2 separate regions of the Mus musculus genome follow, and region 1 is linked to region 2. A link is a contact called in ENCODE Hi-C or POLR2A ChIA-PET data. All regions are on one chromosome and are shown on one strand. Each heading gives the region's core, a stretch centred on a gene start or an enhancer-like site at or near the end of the contact. The rest is flanking DNA. Distances are from core to core; before and after follow the strand shown. Region 1 holds the start of Pelp1 (proline, glutamic acid and leucine rich protein 1). Region 2 holds the start of Bcl6b (B cell CLL/lymphoma 6, member B).

The links. A loop is a pair of places that touch in the nucleus more often than their neighbours do. ChIA-PET counts read pairs that join two places held with the same protein, here RNA polymerase II (POLR2A).
Region 1: a loop to region 2 is called in a map of left cerebral cortex, with 2.6 times the contacts of the local background. The contact joins the promoter of Pelp1 here to the promoter of Bcl6b in region 2. A Hi-C loop is called at or near these places in 1 of 37 maps with a recorded cell type or tissue (left cerebral cortex). POLR2A ChIA-PET finds 5 or more read pairs at or near these places in 2 of 5 experiments (Patski and embryonic stem cell).

The regions. Positions count from the first base shown.
Region 1 is chr11:70,407,082-70,413,351 of GRCm38, reverse strand. Pelp1 (proline, glutamic acid and leucine rich protein 1) reads left to right here and starts at 3,321. Exons shown (of 17, transcript NM_029231.4): 1 at 3,321-3,588. The coding sequence starts at 3,340.
Region 2 is chr11:70,225,529-70,232,391 of GRCm38, reverse strand. It overlaps Bcl6b (B cell CLL/lymphoma 6, member B), which reads left to right and starts at 2,594. Exons shown (of 9, transcript NM_007528.3): 1 at 2,594-2,682; 2 at 3,221-3,411; 3 at 3,683-3,904; 4 at 4,011-4,358; 5 at 4,641-4,765; 6 at 5,319-5,483; 7 at 5,553-5,683; 8 at 5,768-5,905; 9 at 6,249-6,863. The coding sequence starts at 3,233. The coding sequence ends at 6,365.

The DNA.
Region 1 (6,270 bases), core at 2,072-4,571, 180 kb before region 2:
TGAATGCCTGTAATTTCATCAGTAAGGTGACAGAGGCAGAAGGATCAAGGTCATCCTCGGAGTGGGAAGCTCAAGGGTAGCTTGAACTGTGTGAGTCTCTCTCTCTCTCTCTGTCTCTCTCTCTCTGTCTCTCTGTCTCTCTCTCACACACACACACCACCACCACCACCACCACCACCACCACCACCACCACCACCACCACTAGAACTTTACAACAGTGAAAATGTACTTCATCCTAGTCCATATAGTTATTATCAAGAAAACTACCCGTGCCAGCATGCCGGTGAGGAAGAGGAGGAAGGAAGGATGCAAGTGTCCCCTTAGACACTGCCAAGGAGTGTTAACTTAGTCCAGCCGTTCCTGAAATCCACACAGTGGTGTTTCAGAAAGTAACAACACAACTATTACGTGACTCAGCTATGCTACTCCTGAGCACCTGAGCACACACTGCTGAAAGCGGCAGGTGGCAGAAGAGCTGCCAGGAACCCATGTGCACCGTGGCACTGCTCACAGTAGCTAAGTCACAGCATCTAGGCTCATCAAGGAAGTATATTCAGCTGTGACGAAGAACAAAAGCATGTCACGTGCAGGAGTCAGAACTGAAGATCATCATGAAACCAGGCAGATCCTGAACACAGGGTCATGTGGGCTTAAATGTGTAGAATTTAGGATTCTTTTTTCAAGTTGTGAAAGTCACTGTAATAATTGGGAAGAGAAAGGGGGACCAGTGTGTAGGGAAAGCAAAAGTCAAGAGAAGGTGATCGTTGTGAATATAACTGAAGTAAGTTATTTACAGACATGGAAATGTGCCCATGAGAGCCGGGTGTGGCGGTACAAGCCCATAGGCCCAGAACTTGGAAAGCTGAGGAAAGAGCACGCTGGTGAGAGAGTCTAAAGCAGGATTCATAGTGAGATGCTGTCTGAGGTGTTGGAGCAGGCGGAGAGCTGGGTGTGGTGGTGGTGGTGATGAATCTTTTAATACCAGTACCCAACAAGCAGAAGCAGGGAGATTGTGTTAATCCCAGTAAACGAGAACAAAGATCATTACCCAAATTCTTTTAGTTGAGTTAAGCAAGCTCATATTAGCCCCACAAACTGCAAGGATAGGAGATTTTTCCAAGAGTTTTTGGTTATGTAGGAACTTGCCAGACCATTTCAAAATTATTTGGCAGAACATCTCATCAGGGTGGAGATTAGGGTATAGGGTGTGGAACATGTCAAATTTCAGAAAATAGGTCACGGCATGGTCAAACCCAAGTCTCATAGAAGACAGGATGAGCTTAGTTTGACCTTGTAATAAGATGGCTTTCAATCTTAAGATGGAGTCAGGCTGGTTCATCATTTGCTGCAAGCTTGAGGTCAGCCTGGCCTACATAGAGAGACCTTGTCTCAAAGTACCTCCAAAATAAAATCTCCTTTCTCCATGCCTCTGTCTCTGTCTCTCTCTGTCTGTCTCTGTCTCTGTCTCTGTCTCTCTCTCTCTCTCACACACACACACACACACACACACACACACAATTGAAATGGAAGAAAAAGTCAAAAATAAGGACCAGGATTTAGCTCACTTGGTCAAATGCCTACGGAGCATGCATAAGGCCCTGGGTTCCAGCCCTAGCACAGAGGGAACTGGGTGTGGTGGCACAGGCCTGGGATCCCAGTGCTTGGGAGGGAGAGCTAGGAGAGTCAGAAATTTGATGCCATCCTTAATTTTTATTTATTTATTTATTTATTTATTTGTTTATTTATTATATGTAAGTACACTGTAGCTATCTTCAGACACTCTAGAAGAGGGAGTCAGATCTCATTACAGATGGTTGTGAGCCACCATATGGTTGCTGGGACTTGAACTCAGGACCTTTGGAAGTGCAGTCAGTGCTCTTAACCACTGAGCCATATCCCCAGACCCCATCCTTAATTTCATAGGAAGTTACCTTCAAGGGGAGGTTACCTTGACTTTAAAAGTGTGTGTATGTGTATGTGTGTGTGTGTGTGTGTGTGTGTGTGTGTGTGTGATAGAGATTGGAAGAAAAACTTTTCTAAGAATGGCAACAAGCCTGTCGGCAAAATTGGAAGTCTGTGCAAAGGCCTTGGAATTGATGTTGCTGGAGGATAGAAAGAAGGCTAGTTTAGTCCAAGACTAGGAGAAGAAACAAAACAAAACAAAACCTCAAACATCTCTCCACCCCTAAAACAAAACAACAAAAGACCAGAGGAAGAAAGAAGTGCTTGTACAGCCTGAGGTCAGGTGGTATAGATTCTAGTCTGTGTAGGGAAATATTCTTATCTTTTTTTGTTTGTTTTTTTGAGACAGGGTTTCTCTGTGTAGCCCTGGCTGTCCTGGAGCTCACTTTGTAGACCAGGCTGGCCTTGAACTCAGAAATCTGCCTGCGTCTGCCTCCCAATATGCTGGGATTAAAGGCGTGTGCCACCACCACCCAGTTAATATTCTTATCTCTAGAAGCTACAGAAGGACTCTAAACTGGGAAGGACAAGCTTTCTTGGCTCCAATCTGTAATGTCAGCATTTGAACTTGTGAGCCTGAGGCAGGAATATTGCCACATCATGTCTGAGGCCAGCCTGTTAAAAAGCAAAAACAACAAAACAAAGAACTGGCTTATATCAGAAAAGCCCAATTCGGCTTTTGTGTGGTGTACAGACTGCAGAGGGAGGAAATAAGGCAATGCTGAGGCCTTTGAAAGTGATAGGTTAGCCGGGCGTGGTGGCGCACGCCTTTAATCCCAGCACTAGGGAGGCAGAGGCAGGTGGATTTCTGAGTTGGAGGTCAGCCTGGTCTACAAAGTGATTTCCAGAACAGCCAGGGCCCTGTCTCAAAAAACAAAACAACTGTGTATAGTAATGTAAATACACAAATGACTGTGGGTGTGTCTTGGGGACAGAGTGACACCTCTGCTACTTTGTGGCATGTGCACTGTTTGAGCTTGTTTTTCCATTGTTGGAAAAGCAGTTTAGAACGTTCCAGATTTCAGACTTGGGGTTGGCTCCTTAGATAGGATTACTAAGCCCAGGGAGAAGGTGACCAGAAGCCACGCTGGACTGAGATCTTTCAGACTCCCGCGCCTTTCCTGCAGACCACGTGTCCGGCCTGCGCAGCAACGCCTCCGCCCCGCCCTACAGCGCTCAGCCCGGGTTAGCAGTTTGCAAGCCGCCCCAACGCTGGCGCTCGCCCACATTGCGCATGCCCCCTCCTGCCGCAGGGCGCCAGCCCTCATTCATCCAGCCCAGCAGGCCGCAGCCCCCTCCTCAAGACCCCTCCCCGAGCGGCGTGCGTCGCACTTATGTTTGCGTCATCACGCCACGCCATTGCTCGAGCCTGTGAAGATGGCGGCGGCCGTTCTTAGTGGGGCCTCTGCGGGCTCCCCAGCTGGGGCTCCTGGCGGGCCCGGGGGTCTCTCTGCGGTGGGATCCGGCCCGCGTCTGCGTCTGCTGCTGTTAGAGAGCATTTCCGGGTTGTTACAGCCGCGAACGGCGTCCCCCGTGGCCCCTGTGCATCCCCCAATCCAGTGGGCCCCGCATTTGCCCGGGCTCATGTGCTTATTGAGGCTGCATGGGACGGCAGGTGGGGCGCAGGTAAGTCTGTGGCTCCCGCGGTCACCGTGGAAAGGCTGGTGAGGCGGCTGGGCACCGTGGTCCCGCCTTCCTGAAGCTGACACTGGAGCTGTGAGCTCGAGGAGAGCCGAGAGTGGAGAATAGAGCCACTTAACCATTGAGGACGCGATCCACAGACTTCATTACCTGCGCGTTCCCCAGAGCAGTATTAGGCCCCTTTTCTGTTAGGTCATTGATAAGCACAAAGCAATGAAGGGGCTCGGTTCCATCCCAGGTCCCCTGACTAGTTCAGTCCTCAGCGAAACTTCTTTTGGCGGCGTTTTCCCAGGGTAATTGAACACAAACATTTACTAGCTCTCAGCCAAGGGCCTACCCCTTCCTACTCGGCGCTCCAATTCCAGTCATAGTGGCGATGAGCAAAATGCCATAACACGAAACTAAATCTGGTATGAGTTTCCTAAACCGGTGTAGAGAGAGTATTTAGAGATTTCTCCAAAAGACCTGGAGTTTAAGATGAACAGGGGTTAGGTAGTGAAAGAAAATTAGAAGGGGTAGTTGAAACGTTAGAGGAACACTCGTGTAGGACGGGTTGGAAAATGAGGGCAATGTTTGGGTTCGGGGTTTAGGTGGTTAAAGAGAGTGGGTAGAGTTGAGGCTGGTGAGGTAGGCGGTAGACAATATGTTGTCTACCTGGTTAGGAGCCTGTGCACAAAATATTCACATGCGTTCAGTTCCTACAAGCTAGAAACCCAAGTGCCATCCTCGATATGTGGTTTCTTACACACTTCCATAAGCAGTCTGTGAAGTTCTGCCTTTTTTTTTTTTTTTTTTTTTTTCTTATGGAGGCAAAGTCTCACTATGTGGCTCTGGCTGGTCTGGAACTATGTAGACCAGGCTGGCCTAGAACTCCCCGAGATCCAGCTGCCTGTGGCTGGGCATCCGCCATCTTGTTCAGCTGTATGTGTGTTTATGTTAGTGGTTATGGGCCAAGGGTAGCAACGGTGCACACATCAAAGTCATAGGAACGTTTAGGTCCTAAGGTTCCTGTGTCAAGACAAGGTCTCTTGCCAGTGGTGGACTGTCTAGCCCGAGTGTTTATGTTGATGCTCTTTGGTTTTACCTTGTGTTTCTCAGTAGGGGACGCTGCGATTATAGATGCTTATACTACTATGGCTGGCTTTCGGATGGGCTCTGGAAGGCAGGATTGGGTGGCTTATATTCATTGTACTCCTCAGACAGTTGGGAATACTACAGTTAAATCTGCCCTCCTAATGGTCTTTTGTTTGTTTTGTGTGTTTTAGAAATCTCTCTGATTTTTTTTCAGTGACCTGAGTTTTTGTTGTGATGCACTTTTACTTCAGTAAGCCCTGCACACATGTGCACACGTGTTCCCCAATAGGCAGTTGGCACGTTTCTATAATGTTATGTCCTCTTCACGACTGCTGTGATCTACTGTGGCTATCACCTGGGCTTTGGGCAGCCACTTGTGCTGCTTTCTTCCTGGTGTTACCTTAGAGGTGTCTGCGGCCTCTCTGTCTCTCTGTCTCTTTCTCTCTGACATACATTTATGCCGCAAAGCAGAGAAAAGGGGAAAAAAGCAATTCCTAGTGAATAATGCACTTAGATTTATGTGATGCATTATGGGGGAGTAGCTGTTGACCACTCTGGCCGTTGAACGTGCGTTTTATTATCCTTTGTGTGTAGAGATCGTGGAAAAGCTGTATCACTAAGGAGCTGAGTGGGTCTTTTTGTTTCCCCTGGCAAATGCTGAATAAATGTGAACCTGTGGGGTTTTTTTGTTTCTATTTCTATTTTTTTAGGTTTATTCATTTTATGTATATTTTGCCTGAATGTAGTACACGCACAAACGTGTGTGTTTGTATACTTGGTGCCCATGGAGGTCAGAAGGGCATCAGATCCACTGGAACTGGAGTTGCAGATAAGTTTGAACCACTACCTGGGAGCTGGCAATTGAACCTGTGTCCTTTGCAAGAGCAACAAGTGTTCTAGCCTTTGTTTATGTATTCCTGGCTGGGATTATCTGTGCAGCCCTGGCTGTCCTGGAACTTGCTGTGTAGATCAGGCTGGCCCCTGCCTCTGCCTCCCAAATGCTAGAATTAAAGGCTTGTGCTATTACCAGCACCTGACTTCACCTGTGTTTTAATGTCCAGTCAGGTGAGTCAGGTGTGGGGTTCCCACTTGAGTCTGGTCCCTAGAACTCACTCGTGTCTTGGTTTAGGAGCATTTGGGTTGTCTAGCTATGGATGCTCAGCCCGTGTTGACCGTATGGATTGTTTGTGTCCACTTTCCTCCGTCTGGGAGGTAGGCTGCCAGCACCTAAAGCAATGCTTCTCCTGGAGTAGCCGACTACATGTGTACTGGACAGATGGATGGACACTCTCTACATGTGTACTGGACAGATGGATGGACACTCTCTGCCACCTGACTAAGGACTTTCTTTCTTTTCTTCTGTTTTGGTTTTTCAAGACAGGGTTTCTTTGTGTTAACAGAGCCCTGGTTATCTGGGACTTGCTTTGTGGACCAGGCTGGCCTCGAACTCATAGAGATCTTCCTGTCTTTGCTTCTGGATACTGAGATTAAAGGCATGCGGCACCACAAGCAGGCTTTTTTTTTTTTTTTTTAAATTTAGAAGTCACATTTATTTTGTATACGTACAGGTGTATGCATGCCTTCGTGCACAAG
Region 2 (6,863 bases), core at 1,345-3,844:
GCCTTTCCTTGCCAGTTTCAGCAGCACTGTTAGTCAGAAAGTACCCACTTTAACAAGAGACACCCCATCTCCTCCAAACGGATTTTTTCTTCCATAAGAAATCGGGGTTCAGAGTATGAAGCCACCTTTCCCCCCTTAGCACAACAGGTCATATTCCAGTGAGTCTATGATGGACCACACTGCTTTTTCCAGGCTTCACCCTTCAAATTCTGGCCTTATTTGGGGGTTCACTAATTTTTTTTACAATCTGGGGTGCCAGGGGACTATCAGCAAAAGATAACCTAAGTCAGAAGTGTGCTTTAGAATAGGTGAACCTCCAAATCAATTTCAATTTATGACCCACCTCTCAGCTTCACCAAATGTGGCCAGTGGCAAAACACCCAGAAACTGGATACCCCCCAAACTATCCTTCTACCCTGGGGGGGCTTCTCAATTCTCTCCTGTGGAGGAGTTTCACACATAAACATGTTCACAGGAATATCCAACCCTCAAAATGAGTTTCCACAAGATTCAAATACAAAACTTTGCCCCCCCATCAATCAAGCTCTCAGCTACAGAAAGCCTTCAGATCCTCTCCTAGCTTCTGGCTCTGCCACCAACTCAATGTAACTGGGCTCTCTAAAAAGCCCCAAGTTGACCTTTATGTCCCCAAACAATCTCATCCAAACCTTGAAACAGCACTTGGAAAGAGACTATGTCCCCCAAATTAGTTGCGTACTCATGCTCCCCCAGTAGACCAGAAATTAGAGATGGACAGTCTCACATGGGAGCATCAAATCCCTCCAAACCCCCGAACTAAGACATCTTTAAAACCAGCCCCGCACCTCCAATTTGCTATCAGCTGTCGAGACTAAAAACAGGCCTTATTGACTACAATAACTTCTATGGCAAGTGACACCCCAAAACTCAGAATAGCTAACTCTGTCCTGACATCAAAGCCCTTAATGTTTTCACCTCAAATTTGGAGATGAAAATTGGATAGAGACCAAATAATCTTCACAAAGTAAAGCCACATCGTCATCCAGGGTCCCTAGCTATCCCCAACCCCCAGTTGGTTTGCAGTTTTGTTTGCTACGTTTGCTTAAAAAAAAAAAAAATCAAAACCAATAAAACAAACAAAATGTACTCCACCCCCAAGAACAGAAGGGAGAGGCCTCAGGCCTAGATATGCTGGTCCATTCTTGCACAACTGCTATGCTCCAAACCCCAAACTCAAAGAGCTCCTGCTTTGTACCTGGGTTCAGCTCTGCCCCTCTTCTTCAAAGGAAACTTGTCCTTCTATCCCAAGGCTCCCCAAACAAAATCTAAGGGTGTGGTCCCTGCCTAGCTTCTGAATGAAGTACTTAGCTACCAGGTTCCTCCTGCCCTTTCTCCTCTGTCCTCTCTGTTTACTCCGACCAATGCTCATATTAATGTTCATTGAAAATTCCTGTCTACAAACATCTGGGTAGAAGGGTCTATCAAATTAGAAAACAAAACAACTGTGTTCCCAGGCTCAAGACCCCATCTCATCCTAACCACTATGTTCATTCCAAAGCCTTCCATAAGAGTTCTAGCCTGAATTTCCTGCGGAGACCCTAACTCTTCTGTCTTCGATCTACTGCCCCACAAAGAGACAGAGGTGCAGAGGAAACTATCAGAAAGAGAAGGCAGCTGAAAGTTTCCTGTAGCCTGGACCGAATGCATCCAGCTCACTGGTCTGAGCACATCACCAGCCAGGAGACCTAGGGGCGAAGCGAGGCTGGTGCTCGACCGCCCTCTCGTGGAAGGATGCAGACATTGCCGAGCTTTGCCTACTTGCCGCGCTGGACCCCGGCGTCCCGCCAGACTCTAAGCGCAGCCGACGGGCGGGTGCTCGAAGCCCTAGTAAGCTAGGACTGATGGAGAGCGTCAGGGCTTTAGGCGGGAGTCTGTATCTCTGGATCCCTATAAGGGTTGAGAAGAGAGTCGAGAGTAGGAGGCCGGACGCCTAGGTCTCCCGAGCGTCTCTCGGTCCCCACCCGGGGTTTTCCCCACCTCCTCGAGGGGAAGCAGCTGCAGGAGCCGTCCGGTCTCAGGACAATGGAAGGAAACGAACTAGAAATCATATCCGCCCTCTCCTTACCCCGCCTGGTCAGAGCTCCACCTCCCCCTTTTCTGGACCTTGCCTGTCAATCACTCCTCCTTCTCCCACTATCTGAGATCCACTGGAGTCCACTAATGCCTCCCCAAACCCGATACCACTTGGACTGTCTATTTTCTTCCTGAGTCCAATACATTAGAAAGAGGAGTTTTAGGATATTTCCTTTCTCCCTCAACTGGCTGTTGGCACACGCCTCCAAAACCCAACACTCCAATACTCGCTGTCCCAGCTCCTTCGACGACATAAGCCTCCCATATTACCACCCTCCGCACCACTAACCTCCCCAATTCTAATATCCTCATCCTCGGGTGCTTATTTAATGAACCAAAGCCATCCACGATACGACCACCCCGAGATTCTGAGATACAGTTTGAAACGGAGACCCCGCCCCGGGCTCACCATCTGGAGAGCCTCAGAGGAAGGAAGGATACAGACTCACGGGTTCACCCCACCTCCACCCCCGCCCCCGCCATCCCGGCTGAATAAAGGAGCAGAGACCGAAAGAGGAGAGAGACCCCGCCCCCCTCGAGAAGAGAAGCCGCAGCCCCTGCGGGACAGGGGTAAGAACCAAACCCTGAGGGTATCAGATTTCTGAGTCTCCAAAGAGGGCTTGGGGTTAGTTGATAGTAATAAGACCTGAACCCCAGGAACTGTGCTAAGAAGAGATGGAAAGTATTGGGTCTAGCGATAGGAGTCGCGTAGATGGGTGTGGGCTGCAGATCATATTTGGTCCCCCAGGTAAAGTCTGGTACCTGTGACCCAGGCGCCCGGGGAGCAGAGGAAAGGAAGGTAGTGGATGAGGTAACTAGAGTCGAACCAACGCACGGCGCGCGGGAGTGCGGGATTCCTCACGCTCGCCCTCCAAGCGGTGGAACGAGAGTTTCTAACTTGCTCCAAGATCTCCGCGATCCAGCAAAGGGAAGGAAGGAAGCAACCGTTTAGGGCAGAATGAACGAGAGGAATTAAGTGGTGATGCTGAGTCCGCTATCTGATGGCGTTGGTTGGCTCTAGGGGTATCCCAGGTAGAAAACATCAGAGAAGAAAGGAATCTGTTTTAGTAATGCCTAGATCCTCTAACTTTTTCGGTGGCTGTCGCAGGCTTAGGTCGCTATGGGTTCCACAGCGGCCCCAGAGGGAGCTCTGGGCTACGTCCGAGAGTTCACCCGCCACTCCTCCGACGTGCTTAGCAATCTGAATGAGCTGCGCCTGCGCGGGATCCTCACTGACGTCACGCTGCTGGTTGGCGGGCAACCCCTAAGAGCGCACAAGGCAGTTCTTATCGCTTGCAGGTTCGAGGGGGTAGGGCACCTGGGGACTAACTGGGGAAAAAACAGAGTAACATGGCTGTTGAGAGGTAATCCAAAGCATGAGGGAAGCTGGGAATAATGGTCCACACCGGCAATCCCAGAACTGGAGAGTAAGAAGGGGGGAGGAAGGAAGAAGGGAGGGGGAAGCTTGGGAGAGCATCCAAAAATTGAGGCAGCAGTGCTAGTGGGGAGGCAAGACTCTCCTTTGGTCTCCCGGCTCCTAACATGACCAACCCATCTGCCCTCTCTCCAGTGGCTTCTTCTATTCAATTTTCCGGGGCCGAGCGGGACTCGGGGTGGATGTACTCTCTCTGCCGGGGGGGCCAGAAGCCAGAGGCTTTGCTCCTCTTCTGGACTTCATGTATACTTCAAGGCTTCGCCTCTCTCCAGCCACTGCCCCAGCTGTCCTCGCAGCTGCCACCTATTTGCAGATGGAACACGTAGTCCAGGCGTGTCACCGTTTCATCCAAGCCAGGTAAAGGAACCATGGATTTGTATTCTCCCTAGCAGAACTAGTGCCGGGAATAAGGGCAAAGGCAACGACTAGGAGACGGTGTTAATGATCATCCTACTTTTTCTAGCTATGAACCTCTAGGCATCTCCTTGCGACCTGTGGAGGTAGAACCCCCAAGACCCCCAACAGTCGCTCCACCAGGCAGTCCCAGGCGCTCAGAAGGACACCCAGACCCACCTACTGAGTCTCGAAGCTGCAGTCAAGGTTCCCCAAGTCCAGCCAGCCCAGACCCCAAGGCCTGCAACTGGAAAAAATACAAATTTATTGTGCTAAATTCTCAGACCTCACAAGCAGGAAGCCTGGTTGGGGAGAGTTCAGGTCAACCTTGTCCCCAGGCCAGGCTCCCTAGTGGAGATGAAGCCTGTAGCAGCAGCAGCAGCAGTGAAGAAGGAACCACGCCTGGTCTCCAAAGCAGGTATAGAATCTATAACTCCCAAGAGTTTTAGAGTCTGGTCCACTCTAGGAGGCAGAGCCATTGAGTAGGCCATTGTGGCACCCTCTGAACCAGGTTTCAGGGATACTAACCCAGCTTAGGGAGTTGGCCAAAGGCCAAAGGTGGGACTTAATGATCAATATTGGCTCACTTCCAGAAGACAGGCCTTGAAGTCTGTATATTCCAGAAAAGGGGCAGGGCGGGGGGAGCCAGTGCCCCACCCCCAATCCCTAACCTTTTCTATGGCTCTTAACTTCTGCCTAGACTATCTCTAGCTACTACCACTGCACGATTCAAGTGTGGAGCTCTAGCAAATAACTCCTACCTCTTCACACCCCGGGCTCAAGAGACTTCTCTGCCAGCTTCTAAGCAGGCTAATCCACCGCCAGGTAAGAGGCTTTCTCTTCTGGCTTCTCTCCTGTAGCTGATCCAGGTCGATTTGGACCAAAAAGACCTCAGAATAGACCTATTGAATAGTCCCAAACTTGACTGCATTGGACCCCCTCTGGGTAACGTTCACCCCAGCAGTCAGAATGTCTGAGGGTGAGGACCAATCATAAATATTTTTAAGCTCTCTATGTACTTCCAAAAAGCAGCACAGTTTGGGAATTTCTGGCCCACCCAATCCAAGACTGAACGATCTGCCCAGAGTTTGGCAGGGCCTCTCTGGCAAGCCAGAAGGAGGCAAGAAAGGAAAGAAACAGAAAGCTCCACCCACTCCACACACTGTCAGCACCATTGAAATTAGCAGCATGCTACTAAATCAGTCGTATCTTACTGACTGACTGGCCACGAACAAGCCAAGTGACCGCCAGTAGCCTCCACAATAATTTAGGGGTTAAAAGGGCCAGCAGACCCTACTAGTGTACTGTTGTAGATTTATGGGTACCTGGGGGGAGTCCTCAGTAAATAACTAAGATTGTCATTGTTCCCTACCCTTAGGAAGTGAGTTTTTCAGCTGCCAGAACTGTGAGGCTGTGGCTGGGTGCTCATCGGGGCTGGAGCTCTTAGCTCCAGGGGACGAGGACAAGCCCTATAAATGCCAGCTGTGCCGATCTGCCTTCCGTTATAAGGGCAACTTGGCTAGTCACCGCACGGTGCACACAGGTAGGAGGGGGTCTTGGTCTTCCTGACCACCGCTCCCGTAGGGCGATCTGACTGTCTTCCAACTTGCAGGGGAAAAGCCCTACCGCTGCTCCATCTGCGGAGCACGTTTTAACCGACCTGCTAACCTAAAAACACACAGCCGCATCCATTCCGGAGAGAAACCGTACAAGTGTGAGACCTGCGGCTCGCGTTTTGTTCAGGTAAGGAGAAGGCTGGAAGGCAAATGGGAGGAGCGAAGAGGGTTCCGCCCCTCCCCAAGGTGATCTCAAGGCTCTGCCCTTTAGGTGGCACACCTACGCGCACACGTGCTCATCCACACCGGAGAGAAGCCCTATCCGTGTCCCACCTGCGGAACCCGCTTCCGCCATCTACAGACCCTCAAAAGCCACGTTCGCATCCACACCGGGGAGAAGCCATACCACGTGGGTACCCTATACAGCCTAATAATGGAATTATCCCTCGTATACGCAGGGACGAGTCTTGCCAGAAGTGCTAGGAATAAGCGACAGCCTAAAGAGCCCTAGTGAATCAGAGGCTTGCACCCGGGAGAAGGGGTGGAGGTAATTATGTGCCTGGACTAGGTGCTGTTGTCCCAAGGACCTAACAGTTGTTGATGCTTTTGTTAAGAAAGGCAAGGCCTATCTCCTGGGCGCCCCCAGAGGACATAGAAAGGCTGATTGTCAGCGGAGAGCTAGACAGTTCCCGAGTCCTAAATGAAAGGTGGTTATGGAAAGGTTGGGACCTGACAGACCTGTCCTCCCACAGTGTGACCCCTGCGGCCTGCATTTTCGGCACAAGAGTCAACTGCGGCTGCATCTGCGTCAGAAACACGGGGCAGCTACCAACACTAAAGTGCGCTACCACATCCTCGGGGGACCATAGCTGAGTTCCCCCCCACCCCCAGCCAAACTTCGCTCCCTAGGGGCAGTGAAAGCTGTAGGCTCAGGCTTGATTTCCCTGATGGTCCTGATATGGGGGTGTGCCGGGTTACCCTGGTATTAGAAACTGCTGACACCTTAATTTTGTACTGGGGAAGAGCGGGAGGTGGCAGATCCTGGCTAGATCTGCCTCTGTTTTGCTGGTCAAAACCTCTTCCTCATAATCCAGATTGGGTAGCTAGGGGCTTGGGGGGTTGGGGGGGACTTGCTCTCTTTAAGGGAACTTCCCCCTCCATTTCAAATGGTTTATCTGTAAATATAATTTATTGAGGCCTGTAGTTGGTACCAGGGCCTTTATTCTGTTTGCATTTCCGACTTTCTTCTTCCACAAGTGTGATCAAAAAAGACTGGAAACACAGAAGGGGAGGGCACCACTCTGCTGGCAGAGATACCTAGTGCTTGGCTCTCTCCTTTGGCTTGAGTGTCTTACATTGTTTTGTTT